3 separate regions of the Homo sapiens genome follow, and regions 1 and 3 are each linked to region 2. A link is a contact called in ENCODE Hi-C or POLR2A ChIA-PET data. All regions are on one chromosome and are shown on one strand. Each heading gives the region's core, a stretch centred on a gene start or an enhancer-like site at or near the end of the contact. The rest is flanking DNA. Distances are from core to core; before and after follow the strand shown. Region 1 holds the start of TRIM11 (tripartite motif containing 11). Region 2 holds the start of ITPKB-IT1 (ITPKB intronic transcript 1). Region 3 holds the start of LINC02765 (long intergenic non-protein coding RNA 2765).

The links. Hi-C counts contacts between places; a loop is a spot of excess contacts on that map. ChIA-PET counts read pairs that join two places held with the same protein, here RNA polymerase II (POLR2A). Pooled maps may share reads with other maps.
Region 1: a pooled map shows a loop between it and region 2 (2.5-fold over the local background). The contact joins the promoter of TRIM11 here to the promoter of ITPKB-IT1 in region 2. A Hi-C loop is called at or near these places in 3 of 50 pooled maps. POLR2A ChIA-PET finds 5 or more read pairs at or near these places in 2 of 52 experiments (activated T-cell and activated naive CD8-positive, alpha-beta T cell).
Region 3: a loop to region 2 is called in a pooled map, with 7 times the contacts of the local background. The contact joins the promoter of LINC02765 here to the promoter of ITPKB-IT1 in region 2. A Hi-C loop is called at or near these places in 1 of 37 single-sample maps with no recorded cell type and 6 of 50 pooled maps. POLR2A ChIA-PET finds 5 or more read pairs at or near these places in 1 of 52 experiments (MCF 10A).

What each region holds. Positions count from the first base shown.
Region 1 is chr1:228,405,317-228,409,063 of GRCh38, forward strand. It overlaps TRIM11 (tripartite motif containing 11), which reads right to left and starts at 1,519. Exons shown (of 6, transcript NM_145214.3): 1 at 838-1,519. The coding sequence starts at 1,245. It overlaps TRIM17 (tripartite motif containing 17), which reads right to left. Exons shown (of 7, transcript NM_016102.4): 7 at 2,619-3,435. The coding sequence ends at 2,885. RefSeq lists silencers at 1,231-1,470, 1,531-1,620, 1,761-1,830 and enhancers at 2,181-2,230, 2,422-3,081.
Region 2 is chr1:226,673,764-226,677,268 of GRCh38, forward strand. It overlaps ITPKB-IT1 (ITPKB intronic transcript 1), which reads right to left and starts at 1,305. Exons shown (of 2, transcript NR_103784.1): 1 at 1,154-1,305. All of the region lies in intron 2 of ITPKB (inositol-trisphosphate 3-kinase B), which reads right to left. RefSeq lists a silencer at 2,287-2,436.
Region 3 is chr1:225,465,340-225,469,126 of GRCh38, forward strand. It overlaps LINC02765 (long intergenic non-protein coding RNA 2765), which reads right to left and starts at 2,433. Exons shown (of 3, transcript NR_187303.1): 1 at 1,850-2,433; 2 at 1-26. RefSeq lists enhancers at 208-1,097, 1,786-2,085, 2,136-2,395, 2,526-2,805.

The DNA of each region.
Region 1 (3,747 bases), core at 269-2,768, 1.7 Mb after region 2:
CTAACACTGCCTTAACTGCTCATCTGGCACACACAAGTGACCATGATGCAACACACAAAGTGCAATCAAGAAAGCTCCAAAGATGCTGCCATCTGCCCCACACGTAGGCTCCCAGGAGCACACCTGCAGCAGGTCAGCGAGGAAAGAGGACAGCGGGAGGGAGCGCAGGCCAGGGAACGTGTGCCCCAGGCCCTTCAGCTCGGGTTTTATTTGGGTTTTAAGCAGCAAGACAAGGGGAGAAAAGGCAGGCTGAGCCCTGGCATCTCAGATGGCAGAGATGGCTCCCAGTACCCCACCCAGAAATGCAGGGCAGCCCTGGAGGGGAGGTTAGAGAGGAAACGACTGTGTCCCCCTCATCCTGCCCAGTCTGGGGCTTTCCCAGGACTTAAGTACTGACCTGCTAACACAGTCCCTGCAGGGAGTCCATCTAGGATCGGCCACCTCTGAGGTTCTCCCACTTTCCTCTGATTCCAGCTCCTTGCTGGCCAGGGTATGGCCACATTTTCCTTGCCCCCACTCCACCACCTTCCACCTTCCACCTTCCTCTCTTAGCCTCTATCTATGAGAGGTACGCCCCTCACCCCCGAGAGCAGGGTCTCATTGGCGGCCATGGTCCCAGCCTCAAGGGGCCTGGTTGAAACAGGCTGTGTCATGAGCCCCCACAGCCACCCTGCGCGACACCCCCCTCACAGGCCCACAGCAGGCTGCATCCTGAGCTCCCCGCCCTAGACAGAGACAGATTACTCCCGGAGCAGTCCCCCAAACCTCCCACCCGCCCAGGCCTCCCCAGTCCCCGGCTCCCCGACGCCCCTGCACGCCACCCCCGCCCAGGAGCACCTTGAGGTCTTCGGCCGCGTCCTGCAGCGGCCGCACGCGGTGCGCCCAGTGCTCCCCAGAGCGCTCGCAGGCCGCACACAGGAGGCGCAGCTCGTCGCCACAGAAGGCGGCCAGTGGCTCGCGGTGCGCGGGGCACACGCCCTGCGGGACCGGCGACGGCGGGTGCAGGCGCCGCGCCATCTCGGCCATCTTAGCAAGCGGGCGGTTGGGCCGCAGGTTCCTCTGCGGGGACAGCTCGCGGCACTCGGGGCACGCGTACGGGCCCTCGGGCTGGCCCCAGCAGCGCCGGATGCACTCGCGGCAGAAGTTGTGGCCGCAGTCGGTCATCACCGGATCCGTGAAGTAGTCGAGGCAGATGGCGCAGGTGGCCTCCTCCTGGAGGTTGGTGGACAGGTCGGGGGCGGCCATGGCGCGGACAGAGGGGAGGAAGGCGGTACTGTCCGCGGGGCGGCGGCGGGCGGCCTCGGCAGCTCGCGGGGACGCGGGGTATCCGGGTGCGGCGGCGCAGGCTCGGGCACTCCGGGGCGCGAGGCTCGGGACTCCCGGGTGCTCGGGCTCCGGGGCGCGGGGACTCCAGGGCGCAGGACTCTGGGTTTCGGTAGCGCTGGGCGCGTAGGCTCCGAGCGCTCGGGGGACGCGGGACGTAGGGATCCCGGATGCCGGCAGGAAGAGGAGCCGAGGCGGAAGCAGGAAGCGACTGGGTGGGTTTTGTGTGTTTTTTTTTTTTTTTTTTTTTTTTTTTTTTTTTTTTTGGAACAACCCGCTTTTGCCTCCGATTGGCCGCTGCCAGTCACGCGGCCCGCGGGCGGGACGGAATTGGAGAGCTTTCACTTGCTGACCTGGCGTCACCACCGCTCCGGTTCTTGTGGCCAGGTCTTTTACCCCTGCCCTGGGGAGGACTCAGGCGCAGGGGAGGGATGGGGACAGGGGGCGGGGCGCAGGGGAGGGATGGGGACAGGGGGCGGGGCGCAGGGGAGGGATGGAGCAGGGGGCAGGGCAAGGAGGGATGGGGACTCAGGGCGGGGCACACGGAAGCAACTGCAAGGACTAAGGGAGTCCGCAGCCTGGGGCATTGGAGCCCTTCGCCATACCCCTAGTGCGTCCTCACCCCCTCAGCCCGTGCTTCCCAGGGCGGGTATCCTCGGAAGGCCCGGCCCTCACAGCCTTGGCAGGCCAAGGTCAGAATGATTGGAGTTGGGGGATGGGACGGGGGCATCCCTCCAGGACCAGCTCTCCAGGAGGCCCACATTCTTTCTGCGGGAACCACTCCAAAGGGGCATGCTGTTCCAGGCAGCCCCTCGCGCAGACACTCCGGCTTTGTCGAGGTAGGAGTACGCTTACTCTGGAATTCTGCCTTGCTAGTGACTGACACAGGCTGTTAAAGTGCTTGACCCTGCAGGGGTGGGTGGGGGGTTCCTTGGAAAAGGTAAGGGCGCTGTGGAAAAGAGGCCCCTACATAAATCCTAATCTCTTTGGGATTTTGCCCCTGCTCGTGCAACTTTGGGGATCGAACGGGATGGGGGTGGGCAGCTCTGAGGCTTTTTACGGGTTCAGCCTTTCCCATTTTCCCCCATCGAAGGACCCAATAGGATGCATAGGACATTTCTATGGGCAGCCTGGGACCATCCCTGACACAGCAACCACCCCCGCTCCTCCCCACCATAGGATATTTCTACTTCTTTGACAGAGTAACCTAAACCCCTGGGGGGGCTGGGAGCCACAGATTCCTGTCATTCCAAAGTGGGGGTGGGGGCATGGCTAAAAAAAACGTGACCACGCTGTTCCTGGTGTGTAGGTATGGATTTAGAAATCGGTCCACTCAGAACGCAGGGGCTTTCAAAAGTTTCCTCTAGGAAGCATCTGTCAGTATACCCTCTTAATGTTTGACAGTTCTAATCACAATTATATTTAGAATTTGAGAAACCCCCCTGTGTGTCTAATGGCTGCCAGCGTGATGCCAGAGAACCCTGGCAGGTGGCCTGCAGTAAGCAGAAGGCCCACACCTTCTGCAGAGCCAGGAGCAGTGCCCGAGTCCCCCGGTCTGTGTCTATCCTTTCACCCACATGGTCACTGTGGAGATGACCATCTGACCAGACTTCGGAGCCCCCAGGCAGAAGAAAGGCTGCAGGGGGCCTGGGAAGGTGGCCTGGGAGTAGGTGTGCAGGTGGGACCCATCGCTTACACTGTAGAAGGACACTTCCCCGGCTTCGAAGTCCAGGAAGATGCCCATGTGGCTGGGAGGCTCCATCAGCATGACCGGGGTTAGGGCAGAGAAGGTGGATAAGTACTTGGTCCCCTTGGACAGCTGCACCACCCAGAAGCCGTTTTCGGGGCACTTGGGGACCCTGTCTTTCCGGCTCACGTTGTCCCTGCACACACCCAGGGCCCACAACGCGTCCCCGGTGATGTTCATGCCCACCTCCCAGTAGTGCCTCCCAGAGGAGAAGGCCGTCTGGCCCACAGCACAGGGGTAAGCCACAAATCGGTCCTTGCTGCAGAACCCACTGCCCTCCGGCGAAGAGCCGAGGTAGCGCCTCTGGCGGCTCTCATACAGGAGGAGGTAGGGGTACGCGGAGGTGGCATCAGGCACCACATCCTCTGTAGATGGGCGTGGTGGTGGAGAGATGGGGAGAGGTGTGGGGCATTCAGGGTCAAAGGTGGGAGTCCCCGGGCCCTAGTGGTGGATGTGGCCAATGGTCCCCTAACTCCGCAGAGGCCTCCCCTGCTGTGAATCTGGGGTTACTTGATGCTTCCACACACCAATTGTGTGTGGGCCTTGGTGGCAATAAGGTACAGGGGGCTGGGCAGAGAGACCACTGGGAACTCAACAAGATTCATCCCATGAATTAGAACCACCAGTAACGCCGCCCTACGAAGGCACAGTGAATAGCCAGTGACCGTCACCAGGCA
Region 2 (3,505 bases), core at 55-2,554:
CTCCACAAAGTAGGACAAGACAAGCTTGTTTCCCATTTAAGTTTTTCTATCTGTACTGTTTTGCAAATCCACCAGAGAGTTGCAGGACACTCCTGCTACAGAAAGATTTCTGCCAGGCAGGCTCAGAGACCTGCTCTGTTACTGTTCTATTTAATAACACAAACACACAAATGGGGGCCTTTCTTCCCCATGACTTTCATGGCATGGCTGGGGGCAGAGCTGGGAGGTTTTCACGGCCCATATATCCTCAAACTGCTCCATTTCCCCCCGATCTCAGTTGCCACCCCACTAACTCCGGGGTGATCAGCTCCATACCACAATCATCTCCTGGTGATAGAGTTCCATGGATTTTAAAAGCTGTAAGAAAAACTGAGACAGATTCAGAAGAGATTCTAGTAACCCCAAACCAGCAATTACAAATATTTTTTAAGTATTTATATATACACATTTTTTTTTGAGACAGAGTCTCACTGTTGCCCAGGCTGGAGGGCAGTGGCACCATCTCGGCTCACTGCAACCTCCAACTCCCAGGTTCAAACCAATCTCCTGCCTCAGCCTCCGAGTAGCTGGGATTACAGGCACCTGCCACCACACTTGGCTGATTTTTGTAGTTTTAGTAGAGATGGGGTTTCACCATCTTGGCCAGGCTAGTTTTGAACTCCTGACCTCGTGATCCACCCACCTCAGCCTCCCATAGTGCTGGAATTACAGGCGTGAGCCACTGTGCCTGGCCTAATTTTTGTATTTTTAGTTAGAGACGGGGTTTCACTATGTTGGCCAGGCTGGTCTCGAACTTCTGACCTCAGGTGATCTGCCCGCCTTGGCCTCCCAAAGTGCTGGGATTAAAGGAGTGAGCCACCACACCCAGCCACAAGTTTTAGATACTTAAAATACTTTTAAGTATCTAAAATTAGCACCTCTCTTTAAACCTTTTACTCACCCTTTCCTGACCCTTTCCTTGTATCCCCCATTCCCTTTCGATTTCTTCACCATCCCTATTTGCCTCCTTTTCCTCACTATCTACCCACCAAGTCCTGCTCTGCTCCCATCCCACTTAAGATTTTCGTGTCTATTCTGTATCACCCTTAATGATCCACTGAGGCTGTGAGCTTCCTGTTTACCCACAAGCGTTCAGCGGATCCAGCCATCCTACCAAGGGTTAAAGATGCTGTAGTCCTACTGTGCTGCCTCCGACCCAGTTCCTTCCAAAACAAAGCAGGATGACAAGGTGACTCCACGAGAACTGCGTTTGACCTCTGTGTGGGTTTTCTGTTTCCAAGGCCACAGCAGGGTACTCTGAAAACTCTAAACCAGAAGGAAAGGAGACCTAGCCTTCAGAACTCTGTGTGTATGTGCTTACAGGCAAAAAAAAAAAAAAAAAAAAAAAAAGGAACCAATGAGGTTGTCAGAAGGGGATACTCTGCTGTAACTGGTGTTTACCACGACCCACCGGGTGCTGAGGAGGAAGTGGTTGCTATAACCCCAAGGGGGAAACGCTCGCTTGAAACAGGAAAATAGAACTCTTACAACTTTCCATTAGCAGCGTTCAAGAAGCCGGCCACACTGGGAAACACTTGCACAAGCACTCCCCAGAGTCCTGAGACGAGTGTCAAGACAGTCCAATCACGAAGCACAGATCAGGACACAGATACAGGTCCATGTTTTTTCCAGAACGTCTCAGCACTGGAAAAACTCTCATGATCACTTCCCTTACCTCCAGCAGGCTGAACTTGCAAGGAGCTGTGGGGAGGAGGAAGGAAGGGGAAAATGGCAGGATGACATATTGGAAAGAACGCTGGGCCCAGTGAGGGTCAGAAGACCTGGGCTTTAGTCCCAGTTCTGCGATTTACTAGTGGTGGAACTTTGGGCAAATTACCCAACCTTCCTGCTTCTCGATTTCTACTTCCTCTATAAAACAGGGATATTGTTTACTGCTCTGCTCACATCCTTGGGCTGCTGTGAGAATCCTATGGAATCCTTCATAGGATGAAACTCGTATGTGCTACGCAAATGCTTGTTATCAATGTAAGATTCGAGTCTGCATAAAGCCTTCTTGAGTCCCAGCCTCTTGCTCCTCAAACGCATCCTCTCGGCTACACTTCCACCTGTGCACTTCCTCAACCCACCTTACTTGTAATTCTGCCCACACTTCTGTAGAATTTCTGTAGAAGATCCCATAGTCTGGTCAGAGGAGTATAAGCAAGTCTAAATAACCAAAGTGGGGGGATCTCAACCAAATCATTTGACTCTGGGCTCTGTGCTCCCACATTCTCTCCTCTCCAGAGGTGAAGACTTCATCCTCAATGGCTAATTTGCCTGCTTGGAGGCTCAGATTGGCCCGTGTTCTGAGTCATATTTTCCATTTAGTAAAATGAACATCTGGCTGCTGTATGATGCCTTTTGTGTACCATCACCTAAGCCACAATTACCTGCAAGGTAATTCATACCACTACAGCACGGTGCAAAAACAGGGTTGGTTTGGGATGGTGAAAGTCAGCCATCTTAGTGTCAATCTTGCATGCAAATTCTAATGAAGAAAAGCCACTACCAGCAGGTCCACACACACTCACAAAGAACTCATAAATTATTTTAATCCAAGCGTTCAAAGGGATCCTGGGTCCCAGGAACCATCCTGCTGTTTCATCTCAGTGAGAGGCAAGATGGTTAAGGAAAAACAGCTCTAGTTTCCTCCATCCCCCCAATTCCCCTACCGGTGTGACCTTGACTAGGCCACCCAACCTTCTAAAAACCTTGGCTTCCTCATCTGCAAAATAGGGATAATAACAAGACATGCCCTTCCCGGCTCCCAGGGTTATTATGGCAACCAAGTGAGAAAACAGATGTGAAAGTGCTTTGCAAACCACAAAACACCGTCCAAGTGTGAGGTATTGTTATCTAGCAAAAGTGCCTTGAGAATAACACAGAAATCTGGAAGTATTTTAATTCGTTAATGGACTTATACCACACCTTGACTTAAAAAGGACGTAGGGTAACTGCCTGGAGGAATTCTGAAATAATTTCTAAATAAGTTTATCCAAGCAAGTTGCCAAAACAATCCACTGAATTGGGTAGTAGGCTTTTGGATAATAGGAAAACTGCAGATCGCTGTTCTTTATTCTTATTTCACCTTTTGAGCTCTAAAAAGAACTGGAAGGACCATATTGTGTTGTCTTTTACGCAAGAACTAAACAGTCTCTTTGTACCCTCCACACCCTCCCTATTCTCACTTCCATCCCCTGAGCACCTGGGAAGCAGCTCCTTCTCCAAACCTGCAAACCCTCCTCCCAGAGCCCAGGCTAGCTTGGAAGCCTGGAGCAATTTGAAACGCCGTCCTAAGATCTTGAGGCCAAAGGCATCCCCATCATCCTTCCAAGAGGGTGTTACCCCCAGGGACAGCAGGAGTTTCCAGAACACACAAAGACTTATTCTGCTCACAAGGATATTTACCGAATCAGCCCACAAGAATTTGCCAGGATCAGGGCAGAAGAACAGAGCTGGGACAGCC
Region 3 (3,787 bases), core at 1,183-3,682, 1.2 Mb before region 2:
GGGCTGGGTGGGACAGGAAGTGGGATCTGAAAAAACAGTGTGACCATGTGCAGTTAGCCAGGGCTAGGGAAGGAAATACAAAGCCTTTTACAAAGTTTTTTTCTGGGTAAGCAAAATGGGCACAGCAGGGTGCTCCTGTCCCATTGACAGCCTGGTGACGCAGGCAGGGCTACGGGCTGGGGCCTGAGGCTATGAACCACGTAGGACTCCAGCATCAGATGTCTTTTCCTGATCCACAGTGCCATGAGACGTCTTTGGTTGAGCACCTGCCAGATGGCTATGAAATGAGCTGTCTGTGCACAAGAAACGAGGTGAGAGGAATGCGCCTTCCCCCAACCTGGAAGGACAGACAGGACTTTGTGCTCCTCCACCAGGCTCCCAGAGTAGGAAGGAAGGATGGGCTTGGGAGCTGATTCTCTGTGCTTCAGGGGCTGCCCAGGCAAGAAGGAACCAACTCCCACAGCCAGACCAGAGAGGAATCACTTGAGTTGCCCGAGGCCCAGCAGGAAGGGGGCCTTGGGCTTGGGGTCCTCCGATAGGAAACGCCTGCCTCCTGCGCAGGCAGCCAGACTGCCCACAGCCCGTGGCGTGGGCCCTGGAAGAGCCACAGAGCTCCCCCATCTCAAGAGCCCTGAAGGGGTCCCTGGGCACAGTCTGGCCACCCAGGAGGACCCCATGGGGACATCTCTGAGCCCCTGGACGGGGGGGACACTGTTCAGGGAACAGAGGAGCCGCAGTGAGTGCCCAGGATTAAGCCAAGGCCGACGCAGTGCTCCTGTTCCCCCAAAAGCCTCGGGACTCCCACATGAGCCCATGCGTTACCGGAAAGGGGTCCGGATCCACACCCTAAGAGAGGATTCTAGGATCTCGCGCAAGAAAGAATTCAGGGTGAGTCCGCAGAGTAAAGTGAAAGCAAGTTTATTAAGGAAGTGAAGGGGCCGGGCGCGGTGGCTCACGCCTGGAATCCCAGCACCTTGGGAGGCTGAAGCGGGTGGATCACCTGAGGTCAGGAGTTCGAGACCAGCTTGCCCAACATGGTGAAACCCCATCTCTACCAAAAATACAAAAAATTAGCCAGGCATGGTGATGGGCACCTGTAATCCCAGCTACTCAGGAGGCTGAGGCAGGAGAATCGCTTAAACCCAGGAGGAGGAGGTTGCAGTGAGCCGAGATCGCACCACTGCACTCCAGCCTGGGCAACAAGAGCGAAACTCTATCAAAAAAAAAAAAAAAAAAGAAAGAAAGAAAAAAGAAAGGAAGGAAGAAAAGAATGGCTACCCCACAGACAGGGCAGCCCTGAGGGCTGCTGGTTGCCCACTTTTATGGTTATTTCTTGATGATATGCTAAACCAGGGGTGGATTATTCGTGCCTCCCCTTTTTAGACCATATAGGGTAACTTCCTGACATTGCTATGGCATTTGTAAACTGTCACGGTGCTGGTGGGAGTGTAGCAGTGAGGATGACCAGCGGTCACTCTCATGGCCATCTTGGTTTTGGTGGGTTTTGGCCAGTTTCTTTACTGCAACCTGTTTTATCAGCAAGGTCTTTATGACCTGTATCTTGTGCCGACCTCCTATCTCATCCTGTGACTTCCTTAACCATCTAGGAATGCAGCCCAGTAGGTCTCAGCCTCATTTTCCCCAGCCCCTATACAAGATGGAGTTGCTCTGGTTCACACGCCTCTGACACATGCAGTGAGGACCCCTCCCCGCCCAGGAACCCAGTGGATGATTCCTCTCAGGAGGTGCGGCTGGGAATTAATTTAATTTAATCTAGAGAAATGATGTTTGTTTCATGTTCAAATGTTCTGGAGAGGTTACACCAGTGACAGAGGCCCTCTGAACTTACACACACAAAAGGCAACTCATTAGCAGGAAGATGAGAAAGCAGAAAGCGTCTCAAGACAGGAAGCTCGGCTTGGTGTCACCCAAATGTGTCTCCCCTTGACAAATCATCTCCCATGATCTGCCGGTCCCCGGGGAGGACAGGCAAGAGGCGGTGATGGGCTGTCAATGTGCATCTCGGCGTGTGGCAGTTGACAGGGCACCTTCATAGGTTTCTTCTCTGCAACTTCACTGCCACCCCCTCAGAAACTGAGACCCATCGGCGGCCGGCCTGAGGCACCCACAGCTGCAGAGAGCCGGGCACATCCAGGGCCTTGGGTGTGTCTCTCCTCCACTGTGGTGGAGGCTCCCCTCCACTGTGCCAAGCCCAGGGGGGCTGGCAGTCCCCGTGGGTGTGGCCCAGAAAGACTGGCAGTGTCTGTCCCAGACCTCAGGGCCACAGTCACCAGATAAGCACCCACTGCACTCAAGGCCTCTCTGATCAAGTCCCACGACCAGGCTCTCCAAGTCCTGACACCGCGGAGACCCCCAAAAGAGGAGGATGGAGCAGAGGGCAAGGCTCTCAGCTCCGCGGACTCACACCCAGCTGCAGAGGCAGGGGGAGCCGCCCTTTCTGTGGCCGGGGAAATTGAGGTCACTTCCTGTCTCGCTTCCCTCTCTCTGTGCTGGCTGCATCCTTCAGAAGGGGGGTGGGTGGCTGCAGGGCAGCGCCAGGCAAGGCTGCGGAGAAGCCGGTGCTCCCTGTGTCTAGGATGAAGAACAGAGCAGGGGGCTCCTCGGCGGTGTCGCTTCACCTCTCTTCCTGCTCCTTGATTCTCTCCACCCCCACCACCAGCCCAGGTGGAGGCTCTCGGTGATGAAGGTGCTGGCAGTGAGGGGCCTGCAGAGTCCGCATCTCTCTGCAGCTCAAGGGGCTCTCGGAGGCCACTGGGAGCTGGAGAGGGAGGAGGTCAGAGGCCTACAATTGGTTTTCCTGCTTGGAGAAAGAACAGATAGGAGCTTTCTAGGGCTGCGGCTCCATAAATAGCTCTAACTGTCCCTTCTCTCTCTTTTATGTTCTTTCAAACATGAAGAAAGAAACAAGCTCTAGCAAGGAACTCAAGTTAGACCGGCAAGTATTTGCCAAAGGTTAAGGGGCCAGAAAGCCAGAAGGTGGACACAACCTTAGGGACCCTGGGCCATGAGCCGTGAGACCTCTAGGATCAGCAGGGCCCAACAGGGCCATGCAGGAAGCCCTAGCTTCAAAGCCACAGGCACTGGGGAGTGGGTGGGGGCTCCCCAAAAACCACACGCTGCTCCCCAAACTCCTTTTAGAAGTGCCCCGGAAGACCTGGACCTGGCTGTGCACAAAAGCACCATGCTCTCCTCTGACCAGATCCCTTGGATGAGGTCCTTAAAGACCCCCTGGAGCTCAGTTTCCTCATCAGTAACTGGAGAGGTTTGCACCAGGTGGTCCTTGAGGGGCTCCCCCCAGCTCTGAGCCCACGATGGTGCATTTCATACCCTGGACTGTGTCTGAAAACTTGAGAAGGAGTAGGGAATAGGATAGATGCGAACTGAGCTTCTTGATGGGGTCCCGTACCTACCCCATATTTACTGCACTAGAAGCAGGGCCTGGAATCCACACTTCAACAAGCTCACACTAAAATGGGAGACCGTGCCACGCTGGCCTTTCTGGGGCTCCTCAGCCACGTTTTTGCACCTGCTGTTCTCTCTGTCTCCATTATTTCCCCTAGATCTGCACTGCTGTGTCCCTGATTTCACTCAGATCACTGCCCAATGTCCTCTTCAGAGAGGTCTTTCCTAACTGCCTCCTCTAACAGGTAAACAAGTAATTTTTTAATGTAGGTATGTCCCATGCAATGTTTGGAAAATACCGATACTAAAACATTATTTGTAATTGATCTGAAATTGAAATGTAACTGGACATCTGGTATTATTA